Regions from separate parts of the Homo sapiens genome. Here regions 2 and 3 are each linked to region 1. A link is a loop called in an ENCODE intact Hi-C map of the cell type or tissue named here. Cell type or tissue: heart right ventricle. All regions are shown on one strand. Links, peaks and the distances in the headings refer to the core of each region. The heading gives the core; the rest is flanking DNA. Region 1 overlaps ARID1B (AT-rich interaction domain 1B). Region 2 overlaps ARID1B (AT-rich interaction domain 1B). Region 3 overlaps ARID1B (AT-rich interaction domain 1B).

What was found. A loop is a pair of places that touch in the nucleus more often than their neighbours do. Peaks named below come from ENCODE experiments on the same cell type or tissue, not always from the same donor. Only the 100,000 strongest peaks of a DNase experiment are listed, where the experiment ranks them.
Region 2: a loop joins it to region 1, with 2.4 times the contacts of the local background. A loop is called at or near these places in 11 of 110 quality-filtered maps.
Region 3: a loop joins it to region 1, with 2.3 times the contacts of the local background. A loop is called at or near these places in 12 of 110 quality-filtered maps.

The regions. Positions count from the first base shown.
Region 1 is chr6:157,031,737-157,036,449 of GRCh38, reverse strand. The region is part of intron 4 of ARID1B (AT-rich interaction domain 1B); the gene reads right to left. Among named protein-coding and RNA genes, the nearest start is that of MIR4466, 250 kb to the right of the region's middle. In heart right ventricle, for the core only: CTCF peaks have their summits at 1,609 and 1,811; no DNase peak of the experiment used is centred there; H3K4me3 peaks cover 874 bases; H3K27ac peaks cover 1,156 bases.
Region 2 is chr6:157,136,800-157,141,512 of GRCh38, reverse strand. All of the region lies in intron 7 of ARID1B (AT-rich interaction domain 1B), which reads right to left. Among named protein-coding and RNA genes, the nearest start is that of TMEM242, 180 kb to the left of the region's middle. In heart right ventricle, for the core only: a CTCF peak has its summit at 2,007 (motif pointing left); no DNase peak of the experiment used is centred there.
Region 3 is chr6:157,156,742-157,161,454 of GRCh38, reverse strand. The region is part of intron 8 of ARID1B (AT-rich interaction domain 1B); the gene reads right to left. Among named protein-coding and RNA genes, the nearest start is that of TMEM242, 160 kb to the left of the region's middle. In heart right ventricle, for the core only: a CTCF peak has its summit at 2,364 (motif pointing right); no DNase peak of the experiment used is centred there.

The DNA.
Region 1 (4,713 bases), core at 747-3,246:
GAGCAATCTCACTATGCATGTGTGCTACCAGTAGATTCTTGTCCTGCTCAGATCAGAGTGGGCAGCGCTGGATCTCTGGAATGTTGCAGAGCAAGAGTTCCTGAAAGCAATACTCTGGAAAAGGCAGGCAGTGTCTAAGCAACAAGTTGTGAAATGATGGCAAAACTTCAAGACTGCCTGTCAGTCTCATGCATAGAAGACAGAGCTCATTAACATGAATTTTAAAAAGCTGCGAGGAACAAAACGTGTATTGATAATTACTGTTTTTTAAACATAATTATTCAGTGTCGTGTGTAAAGCTTTTAACTTTGACTATTGCAAAGTACCAATACACGATGGAAAAGAACAAGGAAAGAAGGCAACAGAACACATCTGAGTATTTTTAAAGAGGAAGACGGGGTGGGTGGGCAATATCAGACTGTAACAGGCTTCACTGTCAGTTTTAAACCTTTTAAAACTAGGCATGTGTGGCAGGTGTTTAAGTAGAAGGCACATAGGCCTATCTAATGTATCCTGCTATAAAACAAAATTGTATTCTTCCCTTGTGGACAGAAAATATAGAAAGGAAGGCCATGACAATAAGACTTTCATCCAGTATGAAAGTTAAAAGGGTCAAAAGAAGAAACAAGGAAGCAAATTGTCTTCTCCAACTGCTTCACTGAAAGCCAGGCTCACTGACCACCCCCTGGCACTGGCAGAGCCTGGTGCGGAAAGCAAAAGAAAGATACTACCATTAGGGATGGAGATGAGCAGCCTCGTTTTCATAGAAAACCATATGTTGCTGATACCAAATATGATTTTAGGCTAAAGACTGAAATGTTGGATCAATTATAGTAGAAAAAATCATTGTAAGTTTCACTGACAGCATTTCTGTTTACATTTTAATTTCCAAGGCTGTTAGATTTAGAAACAAGGCCTTATTATAGACTTTTCATTTAAGAAAAGGAAAAAAGATTACATGTTTGAATTTCCCAAGCCCTGACTTTCACAATGCTAGGTTACTAACCTCAACTATTTTTTAAATTAAAACCTCTAATCAACATTGGAGACTTTAAAGGAAAAACGCGAACAGGAAATATGCTGAATCTTAAATACTGTGAACATCGTATGACATTTGCTTGTGAATTACACATATAGATCATATCTGCATACCTCACCCTTGATGTGCTATTTTTAACACAAATAGAATTATTTTTAAAATATATTACAGTTTAACTTTGCAAGAAAAAATCTTCAGTGAGTTCTGCATATTTTATCATATTATAAAAAGTCAATGTAACAAGAAAATTCAATAGCAAATAGAGCTCTATTTAAAGATAAGGCTTTAATATATTTGACAACTTGAGGTGAGAGCAAATCAAAGCTTTCGTGTGAAATTTAGAACTCTCCCTGTGGCTATTTCAGCAGACAGAGACAGTGACAGACCTTGTGGGTGGGAGGAGGGAGTCAGATCCCACCAGGGCACCCTTCACCCCAGATTCTATCTCCAGGAGGGCTGGGGGAATTGTTTTGAAACTCTTAATATACCTTTAAACGAATTTAATTACAGCAACTCTACAAAAGTATTTATGTTTTGTTCAAAAGCACTATTGTTTACATATATATGTACCCTAGTTCAAGTATCCTTTACATCCTCTATTTCTGTAAGATTTTAATATCAGCAACTACAGAAAATCAGCTGATTTTAAAAACATGAGGTTATCCTCAATTTAATACAAAGGGAATATCAATGTCACACAAGGTTTTCACGCTGAGTCTAAGAGCATTTTTACCTAAGTTGGAAGGAATCCCCCTCTAGTGGGAGCAAAGGAGTATTTCAACTTTCACACTTAATTTCCAGGTAGTAGTCATTAAACTTACCGGCCGAAATCAGCTAAGCTTTTTTGTTCCTTTTGTCATAAATTTGAACAACAATAACAGAAAAGTCAATAACTATATTTCATAAGACAAAACCACCCATCATTCTTATACATAAATTAGAAGTAGATCTGTGTTAATCCGATTAAAACAAGAATATACAACTGAAAAATTTGGGAAATTCTCAATGGAAAGACTGGATACTGTACTGGGAAGACACAGCATTGATGCTAAAATACTAATTCTTTGCCTATAATCTGCATTTATCTGCTCTAATCTCAAAAAGACCATCACTCATTCATAATAAATACTGTGCAGATATTTATTAAATGCAATGTTTTGTGCCTAATGTCATAAGAAAATGAGTTTAGCTTAGGTATAAATATCTAAGTGAAATGTATTTAAGTATCCATTATACAGTCAAAAATAAATTCTAATTCATAAATGAAAAGATAAGATTATTCATTGTGTTATTTTTCTTTTTAACTTTGATGTGGGGAGACTTAAAAATTAGCAGTAAGAAAAAAAAAGTCACAGGTTTAATCAAATGTAAAATTAGGACATAATAGCCAACGTTCTCCTCCTCCACACAGACACTGTAACAAATACAGAGACAAATTTGAATACTCTGATGAGACCCATGTTTCACTTCAATGGGAGAGAGAACTTTTCAAGGGTTCCTGAAGTACAGAGGTGTGAAGGGGCAGGTTTAGGATAACAAAGTAGAAACTTCCTAAAGGCAAAGACAAGGCCCTTTCCATTAACTCACACTTATTTCAAATGTTACAATCAACATTTTATAACACAAGTGCCTAAAAGGATTCCATTTGTAGAGAACCTCTAAGAGCTCTGTGAAAGTTCAGTCTGTAAAGTTCAGCAGCAGCTAAGCCATTTACAGTCCTCACTCTCCTAAAGCACAAAAACCTTCAATTGACATCTCTTTCCCAATTACCCTACGGCCCACCTCCACCAAAAATAACACAAATCACCTTAATTTCCAATCATTCCAGTAAGAAAATTGGGAAAACAAGAATTCCTGAATTTGGAAGTAAAACTGGCCGTACTTTCCTTTCTCTTTCACTTTCAACGTCCTTTTTATGTTCACAATGTAAAGCACTCATTGAAAACAGAGTATACTAATTCTAGCAGCATTATCGTCAAAATAAAGCAATGCCAAAACTATGCTGCAATTTATTTTTTTAAATAGTTCTAAAATCAGTATCACACTGTCACAAAAAGAGGAACTAAAGTGAGAAATAATGCTCATTTATAACAATGTATAATGAACGATACTCATAATTAAAGGAATACAAATAAAGTCATATTGTACTAAAGATTAAACCTTGTAATAATTACAACATATACACAGGTTTGGGTAATTATTCAAATCACAGCCTTGCACTGCTGATGAAAATATATACTGGAATAAAATACAATTGGCAGTATCAATCAAAATGCACATGTATATGATTACGCAAGTATTAACCCCAACAATTCCACTGATCCTAAAGTATAAAAATAAATATTTAAAACGATGTTTACTGGAGTTGTTTGTAACAGTGAAAAGTGAATATAACCAAATTTTCATTGCCAAGGGAGTTTACAGTAAATTACTGTATAGTCGAACATAGAAGACTATGCTTCTGTTACAAAGACAGAGGTAAATCTATGTGTGCAGACAAGAAAAGATTTCCAGGATACTCTATTAAGTAAAAAGAATGGAAAGGGTGTGCACAGTAAGCTACCATCAGTTTTTTTTAAAAAAGGTGGGGGTGAGTCATATACTTGATGTACTTAGAATATTTTTGGAAAGAAATGGAAGAAACACATCAATCTAAGAACTTTTCCCACCAACTACATGTGCTTCTTGTTCAATTAAAAGTAATTAGTTAACAAAATAAGTCAATAATAACATTACCCATTGTTCCATGTCAATTAATAATCATGGAAATGTGAATAAACATCTTATCTTTCAAGGTAGCAAAAATTAAAAATATAGTGGTCCAGGTTTATGTGTACACCTAGGTTTCTCAACATCTATGGTGGGCCTGTAGCTAAGAATGACCCGCCCAGAAAACAATCTTCCATTACATATCAATATCCTCAAACATACTCATGCCCATTTATCCAGCAATCAAGCCGCTAGAAAGAGCTATCTTCAAGTTATAATTTGTGATCTACCATTTATATATTAAGCATGTGTACCACATTATTTAAAATAACATATTAGAAAAAAACGTACAAATATGGGAGATGGTTAAAGTATGGTATATTCACATGATAGAGCATTAATAATCATGAAAAATTCAGGTTTTAAGAGATAGTTTGTAACACGGGAAAATGCTCATAACTGTGTTAATGTAAAGAAATTAAAAACAAAAAATTTGACATTTTAAATATTTGAATGTATCCATTTGTTTTCCCCAAGCTTCTAGAGTTTGTGCCATGCTGGAAAATGTCTTCCTCACTGCAGCATTTTAAAAAATATTCATTTTGGGCCGGGCGTGGTGGCTCACACCTGTAATCCCGGCACTTTGGCAGGCCGAGGCAGGAGGATCACCTGAGGTCAGGAGTTCGAGACCAGCCTGGCCAACATGGTGAAACCCTGTCTCTACTAAAGACACAAAAATTAGCTGAGCGTGGTGGCGCATGCCGGTAGTCCCAGCTACTTGGGAGGCTGAGGCTGAGGCAGGAGAACAGCTAGAACCAGGGAGGCGGAGGTTGCCGTGAGATCGCACCATTGCACTCCATCCAGCCTGGGCAACAGAGTGAGGCACCATCTCAAAAAAAAAAAAAATTTCATTTGTTTTCTTTTAATATATTTGACTTTTTTACATTTAAATATTTGATCAAACT
Region 2 (4,713 bases), core at 999-3,498, 100 kb before region 1:
TGAAAGCTGACTTACCGCAAGTTGCATTAAATCCTATTTGTGGGAATAAATAGAGAGAATTTGTTTTCTGAACTATACATAAGGTACCATATTTCTCTTAGGTCAATATGCATTTTAAAATTCTTTAAAATGTAAAACTTACAATATTACACAAAGTGTGTAAAAGAAGGAGAAAGACCTATTATCTTACCTTACAGTGTCACTTCAATGTTTCACTTTTGGTAGTTTTTTTCCATTTATGTTACAACAATTATTGTCTTCCTTTTTAATTACAAAGTAATGCACGCTCAATGCAGAAAATATGGAAGCACAGAAACAGACAAAAATTATCCTTAGTCTCACTCCACAAGGATAATATACCAGGTACTGCTCTTAGGCATCGAATGGTCAACCCAATACTGGTCAAGCTTCAAGGCAGGAGGGGACGGAGTATCAGTGACTCTGGATTACTCTGCCTTAGCAAAATTCATTCATTTAAGAAAGAGTTATTAAGGGCCTCTTACATGCCAGGCTCTGTGCTAAATGCTGGGGATTCAGCAGTGAATGAAGACAAGAGCTTATGTCCTGGTGGCAGGAAACAGGCAAGTAAAGAAATCAAGAACATGTCATGAGGTGACGAGAGTGATGATGAGAAACACAGGAGGGAGGACTCTGCAGAGTGCTGAGGGGAAGGGAGCCATGTGGAAGGCCGCTGCCTCTCCCGGGGCAGAAGCGGATCCCGGACCAGGGCTAACGTCAGAGGCGGACCCCAAGGACACGTGGGTATGCTCAGAGGCCAGCATCTGACATCGAGGCAGCAAGTGAAGAAGAAAGGCCTCCCAGGAGGTGGGTCTCGCCATCTGGTTCTGGGCAGGTGACCTCTGGAAAGCTACGTGTTACTCCAAAGCTCAGTTTCTTCCTCTATAAAAAGGGTACAATAAAAGATTCTCTGTCTCATGTGGTTGCTGCAGGGAAAAAAATATAGTAACTATGGTTGGACAACTGACAATGAATAGATAAAATCAGCCAAGGAATAGGCAAAAAGTGTTCTTTTTATTTTTATCGAGACAAGGTCTCACTCTGTCGCCCAGGCTGGAGTGTAGTAGTGTGATCTCGGCTCACTGCAACCTCCGCCTCCCGGGTTCAAGTAATTCTCCTGCCTCAGCCTCCTGAGTAGCTGGGATTACAGGCGCGTGCCACCACATTAGGCTAATATTTGTATTTTTAATAGAGATGGGGTTTCACTGTGTTGCCCAGGCTGGTCTCAAACTCCTAGACTTAAGCAATCCACCCACCTCAGCCTCCCAAAGTGCTGGGATTACAGGCGTGAGCCACTGCACCTGGCCCAAAAAGTGTTCTAATAACTTTATAATTAGTGAAGAGAAACTATCTTTACATCATCATATTGCACTATATCCCTAGTTTTACTTTCATCACGCACAGATACGCAATTTATTCCTTAAATAGAATGTATAAAAGGTAAGCACTGACATTAAAAAATATATAAAAAGGCTGGGCACGGTGGCTCATACCTGTAATCCCAGCACTTTGGGAGGCTGAGGCGGGTGAATCACTTGAGGTCAGGAATTTGAGGCCAGCTTGGCCAACATGGTGAAAACCTGCCTCTACTAAAAATATGAAAAATTAGCTGGGTATGGTGGTGGGCGCCTGTAATCCTAGCTACCCCAGAGGCTGATGCAGGAAAATTGCTTGAACCCAGGAGGCAGAGGTTGCAGTGAGCTGAGATTGCACCACTGCACCCCAGCCTGGGCAACACAGCAAAACTCCATCTTCAAAAAAAAAAAATAATAATTATATATATAGCTCTCTCTATATATAGTTTAATATATATATATATAGCTATTAACCCAACCCAATAGTCAACTGCAGTGTGAACAGTCAAGTCTCTATGGTAAGAACCGAATGCGTCTAACCATCAGAAGCACACTCCAGAGGCTGTGTCTCCAGGCTCAGCTGCTGTGCACTGCATGCCCCACACAGACTGCAGGGGAAAGGCACCCCCTGCAGGCGGGCCAGGGAGGGTCCCGATCGGCTGCCGCTAACCACAGGTGGAGGGACCCTTCTCCAGGGTGCCTGGTGCAGCTCTGACAGATTTGTGAAATGTGTCAACAGGTAATTTCCTTTTAAACATTCGAATAAATGGAAGAGCGATGGACCTCGGGAAAAGGTACCTTGCTAAGAGGGCAAGTGAAGCTGCATGTCCACACCCTGCCTCTCTAGGTGCCACCCACCGCTGTCTTAATGAAGCCCACCTGACATGGTGCGTACGGTGGTGCGCTCGGTCACACGGTGAGGGCAGGAGGTGTGCCCCTCTTAAGTACTGCTGATGTTAATTACTGCAGTAAAACAATTAGCCTCACAAGAGTCAAAATTAAAGTTGCTTGATTTTTTTCTTTTTTCATTTTAAGTTGATTTGTACTGTATATTTTCCTTTTTCTCCCTAATTCCCAGGTTTTGTTAAGATCATGATGTGATGATCTTATCAAAATCATGATGATTATCAGTCTAAGAAAAATTCACGCTTACGTCTTATAACTTGAAGGCTAGATTCAGGCATCACAAGAAGACTTGATTACGTTCACCTATCCTTTGCTATGAAATAATCCAATTCAATTTTTGTTTTTTCTAATATTAGCAAAACAGATTTAGTATATTTCCTTAGTAAAACATAACAGTATAGAAGAAGGAATTAATCCTTTTGCTTTGCACTGTCGATTTAACCAAAAAACAAGGTTAAGATAAGAAGAAGCTGTGGCCTTATCAAGTGCATCAACCTGTTTGAAGAAAACAATAAAATGAGCACACTGAAGGGCGAGTGACCTGCACAGAATCTAGTCTTTGGAACGTCAGAGAAGAGGATCTTGTCAATCTGCATCACCATCCAGGGGAAGTCTTTTGACTGCACAGAATGAATCTATGTGGCAGACAGACCCCACATCTGCAGAAGAGCAGCTGCATTTAAGCCAATTCAATAATAAGACCAAGGTTCTCTCATGCCTGTAATCCTAGCACTTTGGGAGGCCGAGGTGGGTGGATCATGTGAGCCCAGGAGTTTGAAACTAGCTTGGGCAACATGCTGAAACCTTGTCTCTACAAAAAATACAAAAAAAATTAGCCCGGCGTGGGGTGCATGTCTGTGGTCCCAGCTACTAGAGAGGCTGAGGTGGGAGAATCCCTTTAGCCCAAGAGCTCGAGGTTGCAGTGAGTCAAGGTTGCATCACTGCACTCCAGCCTGGGTGACAGAGTGAGACTCTGTCTCAACAACCAACTAACCAACCAACCAACCAACCAACCAACCAACCAACCAACCAAAGATGGAGGTTCTGAACTTAGAAGAGTAGAGACTGAAATCCTGGGTCTCAGTGACTGCAGGGCCTACAAGGTACCCACAAGTAGCCAGGGGCCCCACAACTCTTGACATCTAGACCTTGCCCCTCTAGAACCACAATTTAAGAGTATTGCTGTGTAATTCAGTAGTTTGGAACTGTATTCATTTCAACTGAATATCATTTAAAGTTTGCCTTTGTTGAACTTATGAGACACATATAATGAATGAAGGGAAAAGGAAAATTTCTAGATGGCATCTAATTTATTTTAGTGAAAAAAAAAATCTTTAAACCCTTCTGAAAAACACCTTTACCAAAGTAATTTAGAAATAATTTACACCTACTTGTAAGTCCTCTGCTTTCTAAGACACACACAATAAAAATCAGGCATAAACCCAGGTGTCAGCACGACCCATATGGCTGTGTGTGGTGGCCCTTCCCAGACTCCCATAGGCTATTACAGAGTGAGTGAGGCCTGGGAGCAATCTAGACTCAGAACTACTGTTACTTGCCCAAGGTAACTCTACTTACTCACAGCAAAACTAAGGCCCGAGTGTTTATATTTTGTAACTAATAACAACATGCAAAAAGTATTTCTGGATAGTCAGTGTGATAGACATTCCTCTAGAGAACACAAAAAACAAACAAGATAGTTTTGTCCTTAAGAAATAAAAAGGCTATGGACATGAAATTGATTTTAGCTCTCTTTTTCCCATACAAACTCACTTATTAATAATTAACATGTTAATTACATAATCCTTTCTACTTATTAAAGCAAGTCCCCACAGTCCTCTTTCCTTGCAAACACTTTGCAAGGGTAGTTATTATTACATGTGCTTGCTTGAAGGTGGCAAAGTGCTATTTCATAAAATATACTGTAATTAAGTATTTTTACACATTTATATTGGCTTCATTTATTTAAAAATTCAGATTTTATAGTACTAATATACATTTCTAACATTCCCCCTTCTTCACATCATAGAAATTTTATTTTATTTTATTTTTTGCGACAGGGTCTCACTTTGCCACCCAGGCTGTAGAGCAGTGGTGTGATCAGAGCTCACTGCAGCCTCAACCTCCTGGGCTCAAGTGATCCTCTGATGTCAGCCTCCCGCGTGGCTGGGACTACATGTGTGTGCCATCACAACTGGCTAATTTTTTTATATCTTTTTGTAGAGATGGGGTTCTACCATGTTGCCCAGGCTGGTCTCAAACTCCTGGGCTCAAGCGATCGGCCTGCCTCAGCCTCTCAAAGTGCTGAGATTATGGGCATGAGCAACATTCTTAATCTCTTTAGTATTTTTGTTGTTGTTGTTGTTTTTTTAAAGACAGGGTCTCACTCTGTCACCCAGGCTGGAGTACAGTGGCATGATCTCGGCTCACTGCA
Region 3 (4,713 bases), core at 1,058-3,557, 120 kb before region 1:
ATATATATATATATATATATATACACACACACAATCAAAACAGAAAATAAGACCGTCAAGCCCTGGTCAATTTTTGGTGTGGCTAATCCACCAGCGTGCCTGCAACAACAGCTGCATTAGCAATTCTGGTGGCAAAATAATGTAATTTCAACAAGCCAGTGGCTCTGGCTAGGAATCAATCCTGTGGCGGTAAAGTGGCATTTGTCTCATTAGACAAAAGACATAGAATAGAAGTGCCTTTATTTAAAAATGTAGATTCGTGTAAAAGTATATAACCATATGCTACTAAAAAAAATAGATTCTACCCCTTTTGCTCAGGGAGACATGCTATAAGTAATTACAATTAACCAGAAATACCTACTGCTTTGTTGACAGTTATAATCACTTGTCCAAGATGAGTATTTTAAGATAAGTATGGGAGAGGAATGAGCACAACAGCGGGCCAAGACTAAAAACAAACACAACCAAAGTCAAACAACCAGGGCAGCGAGTGCGAAGTTGCGACCACATGCGTGGCTTGGAGAGGTCTGTGTGTTATGTGAGCTCACAGGAAGGCGAGCACAGGAAAAGGTCCCAAGGAAGGGATGACGTCCCCTCCATCTCTCAGATCTGAGGGATCAATCCACTGGAATTAACCAGGTAAGGAGAAGAGAAAAGAGAAACAGCAAATTCAAGGGCCCTGGGGCATCCAGGAGGCCCTCTCCAGGAGAAAATGCGGTAGAGCAAAATAAGAAGCGAGAGTGGTGCGGGGCCAGGCTTATGGTTCTCTGGGTTTGGTCTTTATCCTAAGAGAAACAGGAAGACACTTGGGGTTTTTAAGCAGGAGCAATGGCATTAAAATATGTTTATTTTAAAGACATTGTTCTCTGGCCATGCTGGGAAGAACACATCGGAGGCAAGAAGAACGAATGTGGGGCTGACCGTTACGAGGCTGTTACCACAACCAAGGAAGAAATGATGGTGCCCTGGAACAGGTGGTGGAGCACAAGAGAGAGTTGAGCAATATCGTGGAGGTGAAACGGACAGGATTTGGTGATGAATTAGGTCCTCTGGGGAAAAGAAAAGTTGTGCCTAGCTGTCTCCTAGGTGTCCAGCTTGTGGGATGGGCAGATAATGGAGCAGTCACTGAAATAAAGAACATCAGGGGAAAGCGTGGGCTTAGTTTTGGACATGTGGACAGGGTTTGGCTTTGGACAGGCCTCTGAGCACCTAGCGTCACACAGGCAGGTGGACTCTCAGGTCAGGAAGCAGAGGTTTGGGGTCATCTTTCCTCCCTATGCAGGAACCCTCTATATAAGACTTTGTGAGTCTTGTCTAAGTCTTCCTCCACTGGCGAATGTGACCTGTTTTCGAGGCAGCCTGCTCACTCAAAGAAAGCTTCCATGTATTCAGTGCTAGCAGACAAGCTGGAGCAGCTACCAGTTATCTTCCAGCTCCCTGTTAATAACTCCCCAAAACCTTTGGTAGCTGATATGTTTACATTTTATTTTCTTCCTTTAAGAATGGGCAAAGAAGAATATTGTTTTGCGACAGCTTTATGAAAGAGAACTTCTAAGTAAAGGAACAGTAGTAACTTTGTCACCATACTCTCAAGAATAATATTTTCAGTGGCTATGCCTTAGCTCTTCAGAATAGAACTTCTCCCTGGCACGTCTTTGCCTGGTCCTTTAAAATGTGGCACTGCCCACAGGGCCTCTTGTTTTCAAAGCATTTCTCCTGATTGTCTCCACATTTCTCCAAAGAGCTGTATTTTTCACTCCTGCATCTTGGTGAAGCTCTTCTTGCTAAGCACTGAGGAATACTGCATATTCCAGTCTGGATTTCTTAAAAGCCTCTAACATCAGAAACGTTTTTCCCTTTTGTTCATACTTCACACAGACTTCTCAGAAGGTTCCGACCTGTTACCAGCTCTGCTCCTGGCACTCCCTGCTGAAATGGCACCTGTTGTGCAATTTCAAGATTCAGCTCTTCCTTTTTGCTTCAATGCAGGTAACCAGCTTTAGTTGTTCCTAAAGCAGCTCACTGATCTTCACCTTTTCTCTCAAAGCAACCAGGAGAACAAATAGAGCTCAGGGGTTCTGAGGCGAGAGGCCTCCTTGTCGGGGTGTGAAGAAAATGCAAACATGGTGTTGTCTGGTTGCTTGAATTTTAGCAACTGATAACTAAGGAAGTTCTCTTCATCCTCAAAGTTGATTTTGGTTTGTTAAGCCCATTGTTCTGCTACTACGGACTCTTTCCTGGCAACCATACAAAAATGAACCTCAATACTGTGAAGGTATTTAGTTCAGAGATTCTGATTTCAGCTTTTCCCTGCTGATCCCCAGCACATGGGCTGCCTCAAGCGCACAGTGTGGATTAGAGCCACAGGGGGGTAGCAGTGGGTCCTAAATCCTGTCTTTTCCCTGCAATGGATGACTCTCCAGAACTTTGGGGGTTTGGTATCATGTCGCATCCCACTGACCTCTGAGAAGATGTAAATGGCACAGTTTCCTGGTCTGGTGAAGCTAGATCCATACAGCATGAAAGAAACATTAGCTGCCATGGATGTCACCCACAGAGAGAAAGTGTCACCTCTATTGCATTCTACTTAAGGATCTTTACTTAAAAAGTTTATCTTGAGATCATAGTACCATTAAGAAAAGATCTCTGTTATTTCCAAGGAGGGCTATTACTTCTCAGTGCTAGGAATAGCCACATCCTTTATTCCAGGACATCCCTTCCAAGGTCACAAGGTATAAAGGGGAGTGAACTGCTAATCCCAAAGTGGCTTAGCTGCCGAGGAGCCACAGAAGCAGAGTGGAGGGAGCAGGTCTCTTAGAGGTCTGGAGCCACACAGCCTCAGACACAGAGAGCTTATCAGCCCAGCAATACTCAGAGTAGGTAACAATCCCTGATGGACGAACCTGAGTTTTAGCAGTGCGAGGGGGAAGCACACATCTATCTTACATGCGTTCTATCTAACTCTCATGCCTTAATGGGCTTGTCAGTGGGCTTAAGAAAATTAATCTGGGTCCTGAGTTCTCCATCCTATATCACTGTGTTGCAGCAATATTGTGTAGAAACCTCTAATAAAAAATGCACTTGTCCAGGAAACAGAAAAACAGTAATTTCTGATCTTTAAAAAATCCTCCTAAAAATTCTTGGAGATTTCCTGAGTTAACGGTGGCCTGGGCCACAAAGTGACTTAGTTTGGTAAAGCCAAACATTGTTCAGTTAGGGTTAAAATTTAGGCAAGGCTTGCAAGCTGAGCAAAGCTATAGTTCTTTATGTCCTCACCAGCCACTCTGTGCAGGACAGGATTCAGACAGGTTCTTACCTGGCAGGAATTTTAACAATCAAAAGTAATCCAGTATGAGTTCACTTTTAAAACAAGGGCCACAATCTTACAGGTTTCTGTCTGTGCATTTTTTGTTATTATTATTATTTTTTAAGAGACAGGGTCTTACTGTTTTACTCCAGGCCAGAGTGCACTGGCACGATCCTCGCTCACCACAACCTTGAACTTCTGGGCTCAAGTGATCCTCCCACCTCAGCCTCCTGAGTACCTGGAACTAGAGGTGTGCGCTACCATGCCTAGCTCACTGTTTTTCACTTTCTGTAAAGACTGGCTCACTACGTTGCCCAGGCTGCTTGTGAACTCCTGGCCTCAAGCAATTCTCCTACCTTGGCAGCCCAAAGTACTGGGATTACGGGCGTGAGCCACTGTGCCCGGCCTGTTTGGTTTTTTAAATCTATATAATGGCAGAAATGGAGTTCAAAATAAGAATGAAGACCAAGATTAAGAGGAATCTTAGCATCTTAGTGAGTTGCTTCTCATACTCCTTACTGCTACTAAGATGCCCTGTGACCCACGACACTTTCCAAACCCCAAGCTGCAATATACTAAGACATAGTCATAGCCTCTTCACCACTTACAAACTTCCTGCTGCCTTCAGCCCAAAACACTGTTGAGGTTATCAGATTTCAGGGCGGTGAAAAATTCACCACCTGCTGGTCATCAGCCTGACACCTGGCAGGTTGGCATCACTGGCCATTGCCACTCCTGTTGCACACACGTAATTCCAAAGATCCCTGCCTTTCGTAACTCAGAACCGTGGGGGTTGCTGGGCTGGGCTGCTAATGACGCCTAGTGATGGGTGCGCTTTAATGCTGGTTCTCGCTGTGACGATCCCAGGACATCTGGTGTAAGTGTGTATCTATGGGGGCGGGATGTTAACAGAGCCATGAAGCTGGAAGTGAAGACAGGTGGCATAGACAGTGGTGCGCGAGTCACGGTGAGCCATCTCCGAGTGAGCACAGCCACCAGCTGTGAGAGGGCCAGACCCAGACCCGGAGAGGGGAATATCCGAATGAAGAGGGCAGGCTAGGTGTGGTGGGGAACTGAGTATTTCAGGGGATGAGGAGGATACTGAGGTCTGAGAGGAAGCAAAAGGGCAGAAATCAAGACAAAGCATTTAGGAAGACACACTCTGCCATGATCAACAGATCTCCAGAGCCTGAGTCAGGGTCAGGTCGGCGCAGACTCGAGCTTCTGATGCCAGAGTGCTCCCAGTGCGAGCCCTGTGTGCTCCTCACGTGATGTCCCTCAGGAAGACTGCATAAGGAGGAAGCGTCCGGAGCATGCCTCCCAAACCTCCCACTCCATGCTGCCTCCGTGCTCTGCAGTGGCGGTTATCTCTGAGGCCCCCCTCAGACCTGAGCTGGCTTCCACAC